Linked DNA regions of Homo sapiens: region 2 is linked to region 1. A link is a loop called in an ENCODE intact Hi-C map of the cell type or tissue named here. Cell type or tissue: ascending aorta. All regions are shown on one strand. Links, peaks and the distances in the headings refer to the core of each region. The heading gives the core; the rest is flanking DNA.

Region 1 (8,869 bases), core at 7-5,006:
ACCGCCCTGGGCTATGGGCAGGCTTTCGTGGGAGGACTGGCGCTGTCCCTGGGGCTTCTGGTCTATCGTTCTCTGCACTTTCCCTCCTGCCTCCCAACAGTGGCCTTCCTATCTGGCTTGGTGGGGCTGCTGGGCTCTGTGCCAGGCCTCTTTGTGCTGCAGCCCCCCGTGTTGCCCAGTGATCTCCCGAGTTGGAGTTGTGTGGGGGCAGTGGGGATCCTCGCCTTGGTCTCCTTCACATGTGTGAGCTATGCGGTCACCAAGGCCCACCCTGCCCTGGTGTGCGCTGTCCTGCATTCCGAGGTGGTGGTGGCCCTTATACTGCAGTATTATATGCTCCATGAGACTGTGGCACCTTCTGACATCGTGGGGGCAGGGGTTGTGCTGGGCAGCATTGCCATCATCACAGCCTGGAACCTCAGCTGTGAGAGGGAAGGGAAGGTGGAGGAGTGAGATAGAACTTGGGAGCCCGGGGGTTGGGAGGGACAGGGATAAATAGAGGCAAAGACTGAAGACAAACATGGGAGGAGAAGTGACTGGAAAAGAACTGGTGTGGGAGAGGGATACCTCTCAGAGTCAAGGGTGACTTGGGGACTTGGTGGAGAGGGACTACCTGGAAGACCTGGGGCCAGCCTGGGACCAAGGGATGTGGAGACCAGGCTGGGTCCTGGAATCAGGGCATAACTAAGGGGTAAAGTCTGAGGAGCAGATCCAAACGGCTGAGGCAGGGAGGCCGTGGGCCACGGGGAGGACTTCACTCAGCAGCAAAGAGAAGAGCATTGGGGCTGGAGTGTTCCGGCAAAGACAGAGCCAGCAGCTGCGGTGGGGGAGGGGAGCGTGCCTCCCCACCCCTCCCCTCACGGCAAAGGTTTCCTTTCCTCGTGCTTGTGCCCCCCCCTTGGGGTGGTGACGTGACATTGACATCAAACAAGGATTACTCTGAATGTGGCTTGCAGTGGTGTCGTCTCTGCTTTGGAGGGAGAGTGGAAAGTCCTACGACCGTTCTCATTGGAGAACCCCTTGGGATCCCCGCCCCCCATTTTATTCCTGAAATATTCTACAAAGTGGAGGATTTCCTAATGTTCAGATGCCTTGACCCCAAATCCCCCAGGACTTTCGTGGCCCGCCCCATGGCTAATCTGCTTTTCTCGGATTGTCGCGGTCCCGTGATCTCTCCCGGACAGTGGCCACCCTCCTTCCAGAGCAGGCCTCCCAGCTGAAGTCTCTTCGAGAGGCTCAGGCCATGGATCTAGGATCATGGCTCGGTACAGCGCGGCATTACAGGCCAGGAGATGCCCACCCGTCTCCGGGGGCCGTTTGACAAACATCGGCTACTTCCGGACAAGCCACTGGTCCTGCCATCTTGGTTTGTTCATGCATATTCAGCAAGAGAACTGCATATTCATGAGCAACCGCCCTTCCCCGGGAGGACCCGCCCCGCCCCGCCGCCATTACCGATTCGCAGAGCAGACCATTTTCCAGCTGGGGGGGGCTACGAATGAGAGGCTTTTGCTGAAGATGAAACCGTTGTCCAAACTAGAATGAAAGCGGCCCAATTTTACCCTCGAGTCTTCAAACCTTAAGCCTCAGTGCAAAAGGGAGCAGCGAGGAGAGGCGGTGGGATTAAAGAAAAAAATTCTTCTCTCCCTGTCACTTCAAAAGGTCGCCCAACCAGCGAGCGGGGGGTTTACCCACGACTCTGGCTCGCACCCCTTGCGGGCCTGCGCAGGCGGCCCCGTAGCGCAAGGGAGGGCGGGAAAGGAAGGGGCGGGGACGCGAGGGCGAATCTATAAGAAGCGTCGTTCAGCGAGTTCGCTGCTCAGAAGCGCCGAGAGCGCGGCCGGGACGGTTGGAGAAGAAGGCGGCTCCCGGAAGGGGGAGAGACAAACTGCCGTAACCTCTGCCGTTCAGGAACCCGGTTACTTATTTATTCGTTACCCTTTTTCTTCTTCCTCCCCCAAAAACCTTTTCCTTTTCCCTTCTTTTTTTTTCCTTTTTGGGAGCTGAAAAATTTCCGGTAAGGGAAAGAAGGGCTCCTTTCGCTCCTTATTTCCCCGCCTCCTTCCCTCCCCCACCTTCCCCTCCTCCGGCTTTTTCCTCCCAACTCGGGGAGGTCCTTCCCGGTGGCCGCCCTGACGAGGTCTGAGCACCTAGGCGGAGGCGGCGCAGGCTTTTTGTAGTGAGGTTTGCGCCTGCGCAGCGCGCCTGCCTCCGCCATGCACGGGGGTGGCCCCCCCTCGGGGGACAGCGCATGCCCGCTGCGCACCATCAAGAGAGTCCAGTTCGGAGTCCTGAGTCCGGATGAACTGGTAAGCGGCTCTGTCCTCCCCTTCCCCCCTCCTCCCCTGGCGGGCGGGGCCGGACGGGGGCTGCGGAAACTTGGCGCTTTCTCGCTGCTTATGGGTGACGGGCCAGGAGCATGGCTCAGCAGCGCCAAGGCCGTGTAGGCGCCAGTCTCGGGCCTCCCAGAGTTATATTTTGCAAAGAGTTGAGCAGGCGTAGCGCTTTGTCCGAGATGGGGGGCTGGCTGGAGGGTGAGAAGGAGGGAGAGAAGGATGACTGATTTCACACTCCAGAGTTACCGACGTTAAAGGCGATCCGACGAATCCTAGGGAGTCTTTACAAGTTTGGTTAAGAAGCCAAACCCGGGTAGCTTCCTCCTCTTCTGTAATACAAATGTTAACTGAGCACCTGCTCTGTTGAAGACACAGGAGACTCGGGTTACAGAGGTGAACACGACAGACCAGGACCCTACCTTCAAGAGCACTGTCTGTGGGAAAGGGCAAGCAGTAAACATGAATACAATGAATGAATGAGATAATTCAGTTAATGGCATTTGTCTCGAATAGAGTGAAAAGGGGTAATCCCATGGAGAGTCACTGAGCTGGGGCTACTTTATTTTTTTATTTTTATTTTATTTTATTTTTTGAGACGGAGTCTTGCTCTGTCGCCCAGGCTGGAGTGCAATGGCACGATCTCGGCTCACTGCAATCTCCGCCTCCCGGGTTCAAGCGATTCTCCTGCCTTAGCCTCCTGAGTAGCTGGGATTACAGGCATGCGCCACCATGCCCCGCTAATTTTTGTATTTTTAGTAGAGGAGGGGTTTTGCCATGTTGGCCAGGCTGGTCTCGAACGCCTGCCCTGAGGTGATTCTCCCCCGTCTTTTTTTTTTTTTTTTTTTTTTTGAGACGGAGTTTCGCTCTTATTCCCCAGGCCAGAGTGCAATGGCTGAACTCCTGACTTCAGGTGATCCACCCGCCTCGGCCTCTCAAAGTGCTGGGATTACAGGCGTGAGCTACCGCGCCCGTCGAGGTGGGGCTACTTTAGATGGGATGGCGTCAGGGTCTGGGAAGGCCTATCTTAGAAGACATTACCCAAATGATGAGAGGCAGCCAGTCGTCGAAGCCATAGTTTGGATGGCGAGAGCTTTTCCGGCAGAGGAAATAGCAAGTGCAAAGGGCCTGAGGGAGAAATGAACTTGGGCTTGTCCTACAGGGTGAAAGGCGGCCGGTGTGGCTGAGGTTTAGTGGATGAGAGAAGAGTGTTACAGAAATAGGCTGGAGAAGCATGGGATATTGTATATTATGGTAAGGAGTCAGGACTTAATTCCATTTTCAGTAGGTAGTCGTTGACAATTATAAACAGAGTGACAGCACATTTGAAAAAACTACTGCTGTAGTTGCTCTATGAAGAACTGATGCGAGAGGAGGAGAGACCAGAGAGAGGAGGGCAGCCCTAGGGGAGAGCTATTGGTGACTTGGACTTTTTCCCTTGTGGCGCTAAGTAGAGGAGCCCACTGGCTGGAAAGAATGGAGTTAAGTGGCTGTTTGTGGATAGAGACCATTTTTGCTGGGAGAAAGTTCAGCTATGTCAGGAGTCAGAACGTCCTGACCTCACACCATACCACAGAATCAGTTCCAGATGAAGTTAAGACTTAAACCTAAAAAAACCCATAAAGCACTAGAAAAAAAATAGAAGGCTTTTGCAGGGCTGATACCAGAGACAGAAGTCCTTAATAGTAGTGAATTAATTATAGGCAAATTTTATGGAGTGCCTAAAATGAGCTAAACGTTATATATAAGGAAGACCAAGGCAGATTTCACTACATAAAAATAAGAGCCACTTCTGTTTATAGAGGCACTGTGGCAAAGCTGAAAAACAGATCAGGAAACAGTATTTGCAATTACGCAGACAAGGTTAAATTTATTGATGTACAAGGAACACAAATCAGTAAGGAAAGTACCTATCTACTAGAAAAATGGGTAAAGGAGATGAATAGGCAGTTCACAGAAATAGTGCAAATGGCCAACAAAGAGTAGACTTTCTAATAAAAAAAATCCAGATTAAAATAAAATTTTTTCTCATCTGATTTTTTTTCCCTGCTGGCAAAAATACTGGGAAATAGACGTGCTTATACATTGTTGGTAGAAAGATAGATTGGTATAACCTTTTTGGAGGATGGTCTGACAATTTTTTTTTTTTCGAGATGGAATCTCACTCTTGTTGCCCAGACTGGAGTGCAGTGGCACGATCTTGGCACACTGCAACCTCCACCTCTCGGGTTCAAGCGATTCTCCTGCCTTAGCCTCCCAAGTAGCTGGGATTACAGGCGTGTGCCACGATGCCTGGCTATTTTTGTATTTTAGTAGAGATGGGGTTTTGCCGTGTTGCCCAGGCTGGTCTTGAACTCCTGACCTCAGAGGACCCGCCCGCCTTGGCCTCCCAAAGTGCTGGGATTACAGGCATGAGCCACCATGCCCGGCCTCTGGTCTAACAATTTTATCAACCTTTTAATATGTAAATCATTTGATCAAGCATTACCACTTATAAAAATTCATCCTTAGGTTAAAAAAGCTTAATTATCCCCTCAATGATGCCCCTTTCCCAGTCTTGCATGGTTCATTAAATAGTTTCTCCATTCATCCATTTGCTCAGGCCAAAAATCTAAAAGCCATCTTTGATTCTCTTTCTCACAATCTCCACTTAGTCCATCTGCCAGAGTGTCAGTCCTACCTTTCAAAATATGCCTGGAATCCAGCCATTTATGACCATCTCCACCACCATGTCCCACCATATCCCACCCTACTGTCATCTTTCCTGTGGGGTGCTATAGAGCCCTAATTGGTCTTCCTACAGTTTGTAAGAACAGCTAGAACAGGCTAGAGAGATCTCTTCATCCCTTCCCTTCATAGAATCCTTTCCAGAGGTTTCAGGACTCCTTACTCTGACCTATAAAGTGCTGTTTTATCTGGCTCCTGCTTGCTTCTCCATCTCATTACTAGTCTCCTCTTTGCTTTTCTTGAACCACGCTGACTGCTTGCTCCTCTAACACTGCAAGCTTATTCCCACCTCAAGGACTTTATTATTCACTATTCCTCCTGCTTGGAACAACGTTGCTCAGACCTCTGCTCTGCATGCCTGTTCCTTTATGTCTGTATGTTCTGTGTTGAAATGGCATATCTTTTTTTTTTTTTGGACACGGGGTATCCCTCTGTCCCCCAGGCTGGAGTGCAGTGGCTCGATCCCAGCTCACTGCAGCCTCTTGGGCTCAAAAGATGCTCCCTGGCCAGGCTCAATCACGTCTGTAATCCCAGCACTTTGGGAGGCCAAGGTGGGCAGATAACGAGGTCAGGAGTTTGAGACCAGCCTGGCCAAAATAGTGAAACTCTGTCTTTACTAAAAATACAAAAATTAGCTAGGTGTGGTGGCACGCCTCTGTAGTCCCAGCTACTAGGGAAGCTGAGGTAGGAGAATCAGTTTAACCTGGGAGGTCGAGGTTGCATTGAGCTGATACTGTGCCATTGCACTCCAGCCTGCGTGACGGAGTGAGACTGTCTCAAAAAAAAAAAAAAAAAGGCCAGGCGCGGTGGCTCACACCTGTAGTCCCAGCACTTTGGGAGGCTGAGGCGGGCGGATCACGAGGTCAGGAGATCGAGACCGTCCTGGCTAACACGGTGAAACCCCGTCTCCCCTAAAAATACAAAAAATTAGCAGGGCGTGGTGGCAGGTGCCTGTAGTCCCAGCTACCTGGGAGGCTGAGGCCGGAGAATGGCGTGAACCCGGGAGGTGGAGCTTGCAGTGAGCCGAGATTGCGCTCCTGCATTCCAGCCTGGGCAACAGAGCGAGACTCCGTCTCAAAAAAAAAAAAAAAATGCTCCCACCTCAGACAGACCCCCAACCCCCACCTCAGTAGCTGGGACAACAGGCTCATACCACCATGCCTAATTTTTAAATTTGTTGTAGAGATGGGTTCTCACTATGTTACCTAGGCTGGTGAACTGGGCTCAAGCGATCCCCCTCCTCTGCCTCCCAAAGTGCTGGGATTCCAGGCATGAGCCACTGCGCCTGGCCGATGTCATATCTTTAGGAGCGCTTCCCTGACCACTCTGTTTAAATAGCATCCCCCGCCCTTCCCTTGTTTTCTCTGATCATTCTCTGCTATATTTTCCTTCACAGCCTGTCACTCCAGAAAGGATTAGTTTTTCTGTTTCTTGCTTCCTTGCTAGAGAATGAATTTCATGAGGGACTTTGTCTGTGTTATTCATGTTCCCTTAGTATCTCAGGTAGTGCCTGGCACATGATAGACATGTAATAAAAATTAGTTGAATAAACAAGTGAATGAAATAATTGGGCAAATATGCATAGATAATGTAGAAGGACTTTTATTGCAACATTGTTTGAAAGTGACAATTATAAATTACTCGGTATTTACTAATAGGAATCCTGTTGAATAACTTAGGGTGTATTCTTACAATGTAATAGAGGAACTTCCCAATAAGGTCCCACACTGTGCTGATGCCCTGAGACACTGTGGCACACGGTGGGCACAGTGAGGTATTTTAAATTTCCAAGAGAAACACAGGTACATTTGTCAGATACCCTGGAACTCCTAGTTCCTGGTAGTTCTGTTTCAACATTAGATGGTGCCAAATCCCTTTCTATAATGTCATATTTTTGTGAAACTGGGTTTTTAGCAGTTGCTAAGTACAGGCAAAAATCAGTTTGTAGAAGAAATAAAGGTGGTGCTGTTTAGTCTGATTCCAAGGTTTGAGAGGTGCAGTGCCTAACAGGCGCCATAAGTGAGTGAGATGGTTATTTGGTAAAGAAATAAAAATGTTATTTTGTTTTAATATATTAATAGTATTTTCAACTTGTGTGTATTTTCTCAAATGGCTAGTAAGTTCCTAGGACATAAATGCTTAAGTTGTTTGGGTCTAGGTGCTTAATAAATTGCTGTCTTTTCTTGGAAAGATGGAGTCTTGCTCTGTTGCCTAGGCTGGAATGCAGAGGTGAGATCTCAGCTCACTGTAACCTCTGCCTCCTGGGTTCAAGCTACTCTCCTCCCTCAGCCTCTCAAGCAGCTGGGATCACAGGCATCCGCCACCATGCCCGGCAATTTTTGTATTTTTGGTAGAGACAGGGTTTCACCACATTGGCCAGACCGGTCTCAAACTTCTGACCTCAAGTGATCTGCCCACCTTGGCCTCCCCAAGTGCTGGGATTGCAGGTGTGAGCCACCGCGCTCGGCTGTGGCTCTCTTTTGACCTAGTAAGTGCTGTGAGAGTTACTGAAATGGTAAGGGCACTGTGGGCTGTTGATAATGTTAGGGAATCTATGGATAAATGAAAAAGTTACTCAGAAGTATGCAGAGTGAAGGCCTTATGTTAAAGTGGGAACGTATTTACGGTTTTTTTAAAGCATGAAAAAAAATGCATGCCGTGGCTCATGCCTGTAATCCCAGCACTTTCGGAGCCTGAGGCAGGAGGATCATTTGAGGCCAGGAGTTCAGGACCAGCCTGGGCAACACAGCAAGACCCTATCTCAATTTAAAAATAATAATAACAAATGGGCTGAGCACGGTGGCTCACTCCTGTAATCCCAGCACTTCGGGAGGCCAAGGTGGGCAAATCCCCGAGGGTCAAGAGTTCAAGACCATCCTGTCCAGCCTAGTGAAACCCCGTCTGTACTAAAAATATAAAAAGCAGCTGGGTGTAGTCGTGGGTGCCTGTAATCCCAGCTACTTGGGAGGCTGAGGCATATGAACCACTTGAACCTGGTAGGCGGAGGTTGTACTGACCCAAGATGGAATAATAACAAATAAAAGTATGGGACACTGTTGACAAAGCTCTACCAGAGTCATCTCTGGGGTGTAGGATTGTTGGGCTTCGATAGTGCTCTGCATGTCTTGCAGTTTATACGATGTCTGTATTTTGAGGGACCAACAGACGGTTCAATTTTGGGTAGAAGGATGGGTGAGGGTGAGTAAGGTGCCTCTTGTTGTGAAACAGGTGGTATTTTAGGCTAAAATGTTTTACAGAAGTCTTAGGGGTCAGAGTGTATGGAGGTACGGAGGGGTCTTTGAATTGGCTTTGAGATAGAGCTGTTGTCCTTGCTGTTAGAAGATGGATTTAGATGTTGCTAGGTGAGGGGAAGGTTACAAGGCGGGTTGGTACTAGAGCTTTGTACCAGCGTGTGCACAAAATTTTGGGGAAAGAGGGTGCTGGATTTCCTTCGCAGTAGTTGACCCCTATTCATTAAAAACAACTGTCTATCATGGAATGCATAACTTATTTATACCCTGACTTATTTAAATAAGGATTTAAAGCAGTAATCTGTTCTTTTTTTTTTTGATACGGACTCCAGCTCTGTTGCCCAGGCTGGAGTATAGTGGCACAGTCTGTGCTCACTGCAACCTCTGCCTCCTGGATTCAAGCGATTCTTCTGCCTCAGCCTCCCGAGTAGCAGGAACTACAGGAGCACGCCACCACACCCAGCTAATTTCTTTTTTGTATTTTTAGTAGAGACGGGATTTTACTGTGTTGTCCAGACTGGTCTCGAACTCCTGACCTTGTGATCCACCCACCTTGGC
Region 2 (5,000 bases), core at 1-5,000, 370 kb after region 1:
GGGACTGAGCGACTGCTGCCCCCCGCACAGGCCAAGGAGGAGGCTGGCGGGGTGGCGGCAGTGTCAGGCAGCTGTAAGCGGCGACAGAAGGAGCATCAGAAGGAGCATCGGCGGCACAGGCGGGCCTGTAAGGACAGTGTGGGTCGTCGGCCCCGTGAGGGCAGGGCAAAGGCCAAGGCCAAGGTCCCCAAAGAAAAGAGCCGCCGGGTGCTGGGGAACCTGGACCTGCAGAGCGAGGAGATCCAGGGTCGTGAGAAGTCCCGGCCCGATCTTGGCGGGGCCTCCAAGGCCAAGCCACCCACAGCTCCAGCCCCTCCATCAGCTCCTGCACCTTCTGCCCAGCCCACACCCCCGTCAGCCTCTGTCCCTGGAAAGAAGGCTCGGGAGGAAGCCCCAGGGCCACCGGGTGTCAGCCGGGCCGACATGCTGAAGCTGCGCTCACTTAGTGAGGGGCCCCCCAAGGAGCTGAAGATCCGGCTCATCAAGGTAGAGAGTGGTGACAAGGAGACCTTTATCGCCTCTGAGGTGGAAGAGCGGCGGCTGCGCATGGCAGACCTCACCATCAGCCACTGTGCTGCTGACGTCGTGCGCGCCAGCAGGTGAGTCGGCTGCCTGCTTGCTTGTCCCGGAGACAGGCTCCCTTCCCCCATCACCCTGATGTTTCTGTCTTCATTCCACTGTCCTCCCGCAGGAATGCCAAGGTGAAAGGGAAGTTTCGAGAGTCCTACCTTTCCCCTGCCCAGTCTGTGAAACCGAAGATCAACACTGAGGAGAAGCTGCCCCGGGAAAAACTCAACCCCCCTACACCCAGCATCTATGTATGTGTGCCACTTGGCCTCAGAACCACCCCTGCCAGAGGGTTCTAAGACAGTGTTGGGGACTGCTGGGGTGCTCTGAGCCTGGGCCAGGGCTCTGACCCCAGCTCTCCTGGTCATGTCTCAGCTGGAGAGCAAACGGGATGCCTTCTCACCTGTCCTGCTGCAGTTCTGTACAGACCCTCGAAATCCCATCACAGTGATCCGGGGCCTGGCGGGCTCCCTGCGGCTCAGTGAGTATGGGGGGCAGAAAGTGTTAGGGAGGGCTACAAGGGTCTGGGGCATGTAGGACCCTCTGAGAAATCCCACACTTGAAGACTCATGACAGTGGCCGTGAGGAGTCCACTGAGTGATGGGTCTGCTGGCCTTGGGCTCTTCTCCCATCTGTCTGTCTCCAGCATTTGGCAAGGGAGAAGGGGCCATAGTCAGGGCCTGATTAGTCATTTCTGAATTTTTTGGTGATTAAGGAAGAGAATAATACAGATTTTAGAAAACCCCTGAAAATCTGTGATGTTGGGGCTCTCTCTCAGTCTTTTATTGCGCAGAATTTCAAACACATACAAAATTAGAGAAAGCTGTATAGAAATACAAAGGTCAATCTTGTCTCCTTTATACCTGTATGTTCTCCCTTCCCCACACTGAGTTATTTGAAGCACATTTCAGGCTTTCACTTGACTGAATCTTTAATCTTTAATTGGATCCAATGGTAACTCAAAGAAGCTGCTGTTTTGACTAGACTCCAAATGGGGAAAAAAGAAGCTGCCATTCATTGAGCACCTACTATGTGTCTGTCAGGTGCGGTGCACATGGCCACGCACACATCTGGGAACACTGGTCTAGGGGCTGAGTCCTTGAGCAGCTGCAGGAGAAAGAGGGCTGGTGAGGATGCAGATAGAGGCCAGCACTCCCAGCTTCCTGTGGGGCTAGGGCTCCTGCCTATTTCTTCTGGGCTGAGCTCTGCTAAACCTATGACCACCCTGTCAGAGCCAGAGGAGTAGGAAGGGAAAGGGTCGATTGGGTCCTCGGTCCCTATCCTCTGCCTCTGCCCCGACACCCTGCTCGGCCCTCCCTTCCAGACTTGGGCCTCTTCTCCACCAAGACCCTGGTGGAAGCGAGTGGCGAACACACCGTGGAAGTTCGCACCCAGGTGCAGCAGCCCTCAGATGAGAACTGGGATCTGACAGGCACTCGGCAGATCTGGCCTTGTGAGAGCTCCCGTTCCCACACCACCATTGCCAAGTACGCACAGTACCAGGCCTCATCCTTCCAGGAGTCTCTGCAGGTGAGATGAGAACGTGGCCAGAGGCAGGTCCTGGGACGGGGCTGCGGTGGGAGGGCTCTCGAAAGGTCTCTGACCCAGGCCTGCCTACCCTCTGGCTGAACAGGAGGAGAAGGAGAGTGAGGATGAGGAGTCAGAGGAGCCAGACAGCACCACTGGAACCCCTCCTAGGTACTGTGCAGGTGTGCCCCTTCTGTTCCTGCTTCCTTCCCCTCCCTCTGCTCTCCACCAACCTGTGCTCTTCGCCCCAGCAGCAGCGCACCAGACCCGAAGAACCATCACATCATCAAGTTTGGCACCAACATCGACTTGTCTGATGCTAAGCGGTCAGTGGGGCTGAGGCCAGGGAAGTTGGGGCAGGAGTGCTGCTAGGACCTCGTGGCGGGGGCGGGGTGTAGCCTCTCGTCGCACTTCCGCACCGCAGGTGGAAGCCCCAGCTGCAGGAGCTGCTGAAGCTGCCCGCCTTCATGCGGGTAACATCCACGGGCAACATGCTGAGCCACGTGGGCCACACCATCCTGGGCATGAACACGGTGCAGCTGTACATGAAGGTGCCCGGCAGCCGAACGCCAGGTGCGCTCCACGCCTGTGCGCGCTGATGCTGGAAGCGCGAGAGGAGGGGCTGGCGGCGGCGCTCAGCCGTCAGCCAATGAGGGCAGAGGGCGGGGCTATCGGGGATCGCAGTTCCGACCTGGCCAGCCATGCCGTTCTCTGTCGACCCCTGCAGGCCACCAGGAGAATAACAACTTCTGCTCCGTCAACATCAACATTGGCCCAGGCGACTGCGAGTGGTTCGCGGTGCACGAGCACTACTGGGAGACCATCAGCGCTTTCTGTGATCGGTGCGTGCCGTCCTGCGCAAGTCAGACTGCCGCGTCCCCGCCCTCGGTCCCCAGTTCCCACCTGACCTGTGGCCACCCCGCAGGCACGGCGTGGACTACTTGACGGGTTCCTGGTGGCCAATCCTGGATGATCTCTATGCATCCAATATTCCTGTGTACCGCTTCGTGCAGCGACCCGGAGACCTCGTGTGGATTAATGCGGGGACTGTGCACTGGGTGCAGGCCACCGGCTGGTGCAACAACATTGCCTGGAACGTGGGGCCCCTCACCGGTGAGAGGGTGGGGCAGGTGTTGGCGTGGTGTGGCGCCTCAGCGGCAAGGGCCTGGGAGGCTGGGGCTTGGAGAGCCGCCAGCAGTGAGGGAAGGGGCTTGGGCCTAGGTGTCTGGGGGCTGTTTGAGAGTCCTGTTGTGATCGCCTTTGGCCCGCAGCCTATCAGTACCAGCTGGCCCTGGAACGATACGAGTGGAATGAGGTGAAGAACGTCAAATCCATCGTGCCCATGATTCACGTGTCATGGAACGTGGCTCGCACGGTCAAAATCAGCGACCCCGACTTGTTCAAGATGATCAAGTGAGGACCCTATTTGGGTGGGAGCCCACCTCCACTGACTGGTCCCTTTTCTTGTTCTTCCTGTCTGACTCCACCCCATTTTTACCTCTCTCCATCCTTGTCTGCCTGTGCCCCGAGTGTTACTGTGTTGGGGAGGCTAACTAGGTCCTTGCTGTCATGACCTTTTCTAGTGGTCCAAATAGACAAAAGCCACAGGAAACTTCGCCTATAACAGATGCCCAGGACAGAGGATGTGACCTAGACATGAAGCGGGGAGGCCCCTAGGGGAGGGCCCTGGGGCTGCCCACCCCTCTGCCCTTGCTCCAGCCCTGCCTCAGGCCTCCTCCTTGCCGGTGGTCTCAACACAACCCCACTGCTCCCCAGGTTCTGCCTGCTGCAGTCCATGAAGCACTGCCAGGTGCAACGCGAGAGCCTGGTGCGGGCAGGGAAGAAAATCGCTTACCAGGGCCGTGTCAAGGACGAGCCAGCCTACTACTGCAACGAGTGCGATGTGAGTGGGCCGGCTCTGCTGCTCTCCCTGAGTGTCCACAGTGGCCCTCCCTCCCCCTGACTGCACTGTCCTCCCTGCCCCAGGTGGAGGTGTTTAACATCCTGTTCGTGACAAGTGAGAATGGCAGCCGCAACACGTACCTGGTACACTGCGAGGGCTGTGCCCGGCGCCGCAGCGCAGGCCTGCAGGGCGTGGTGGTGCTGGAGCAGTACCGCACTGAGGAGCTGGCTCAGGCCTACGACGCCTTCACGCTGGTGAGGGCCCGGCGGGCGCGCGGGCAGCGGAGGAGGGCACTGGGGCAGGCTGCAGGGACGGGCTTCGGGAGCCCGGCCGCGCCTTTCCCTGAGCCCCCGCCGGCTTTCTCCCCCCAGGCCCCAGCCAGCACGTCGCGATGAGGCCGGACGCCCCGCCCGCCTGCCTGCCCGCGCAAGGCGCCGCGGGGCCACCAGCACATGCCTGGGCTGGACCTAGGTCCCGCCTGTGGCCGAGAAGGGGGTCGGGCCCAGCCCTTCCACCCCATTGGCAGCTCCCCTCACTTAATTTATTAAGAAAAACTTTTTTTTTTTTTTTAGCAAATATGAGGAAAAAAGGAAAAAAAATGGGAGACGGGGGAGGGGGCTGGCAGCCCCTCGCCCACCAGCGCCTCCCCTCACCGACTTTGGCCTTTTTAGCAACAGACACAAGGACCAGGCTCCGGCGGCGGCGGGGGTCACATACGGGTTCCCTCACCCTGCCAGCCGCCCGCCCGCCCGGCGCAGATGCACGCGGCTCGTGTATGTACATAGACGTTACGGCAGCCGAGGTTTTTAATGAGATTCTTTCTATGGGCTTTACCCCTCCCCCGGAACCTCCTTTTTTACTTCCAATGCTAGCTGTGACCCCTGTACATGTCTCTTTATTCACTTGGTTATGATTTGTATTTTTTGTTCTTTTCTTGTTTTTTTGTTTTTAATTTATAACAGTCCCACTCACCTCTATTTATTCATTTTTGGGAAAACCCGAC

What was found. A loop is a pair of places that touch in the nucleus more often than their neighbours do. Peaks named below come from ENCODE experiments on the same cell type or tissue, not always from the same donor. Only the 100,000 strongest peaks of a DNase experiment are listed, where the experiment ranks them.
Region 2: a loop joins it to region 1, with 2.4 times the contacts of the local background. A loop is called at or near these places in 13 of 110 quality-filtered maps.

What each region holds. Positions count from the first base shown.
Region 1 is chr17:7,482,549-7,491,417 of GRCh38, forward strand. It overlaps SLC35G6 (solute carrier family 35 member G6), which reads left to right. Exons shown (of 2, transcript NM_001102614.2): 2 at 1-948. The coding sequence ends at 453. POLR2A (RNA polymerase II subunit A) reads left to right here and starts at 1,818. Exons shown (of 30, transcript NM_000937.5): 1 at 1,818-2,309. The coding sequence starts at 2,217. It also overlaps a transcript of ZBTB4 not described here. RefSeq lists enhancers at 757-1,026, 1,030-2,024, 1,117-1,166, 1,257-1,326, 2,025-3,018 and a silencer at 2,137-2,456. In ascending aorta, for the core only: a CTCF peak has its summit at 2,448; DNase peaks (open chromatin) are centred at 913, 1,423, 1,753, 2,203 and 2 weaker places; H3K4me3 peaks cover 4,329 bases; H3K27ac peaks cover 3,079 bases.
Region 2 is chr17:7,849,130-7,854,129 of GRCh38, forward strand. It overlaps KDM6B (lysine demethylase 6B), which reads left to right. Exons shown (of 24, transcript NM_001348716.2): 12 at 1-599; 13 at 692-818; 14 at 943-1,048; 15 at 1,892-2,097; 16 at 2,201-2,265; 17 at 2,349-2,420; 18 at 2,519-2,667; 19 at 2,822-2,936; 20 at 3,020-3,207; 21 at 3,366-3,507; 22 at 3,871-3,997; 23 at 4,081-4,251; 24 at 4,369-5,000. The coding sequence ends at 4,392. LOC107987244 (a long non-coding RNA gene) reads right to left here and starts at 2,667. Exons shown (of 2, transcript XR_001752777.2): 1 at 2,328-2,667; 2 at 1,329-2,192. RefSeq lists enhancers at 1,730-2,694, 2,416-2,525, 2,582-2,876, 2,695-3,658, 2,856-3,085 and 1 more. In ascending aorta, for the core only: a CTCF peak has its summit at 2,820 (motif pointing left); a DNase peak (open chromatin) is centred at 2,792; H3K4me3 peaks cover 451 bases.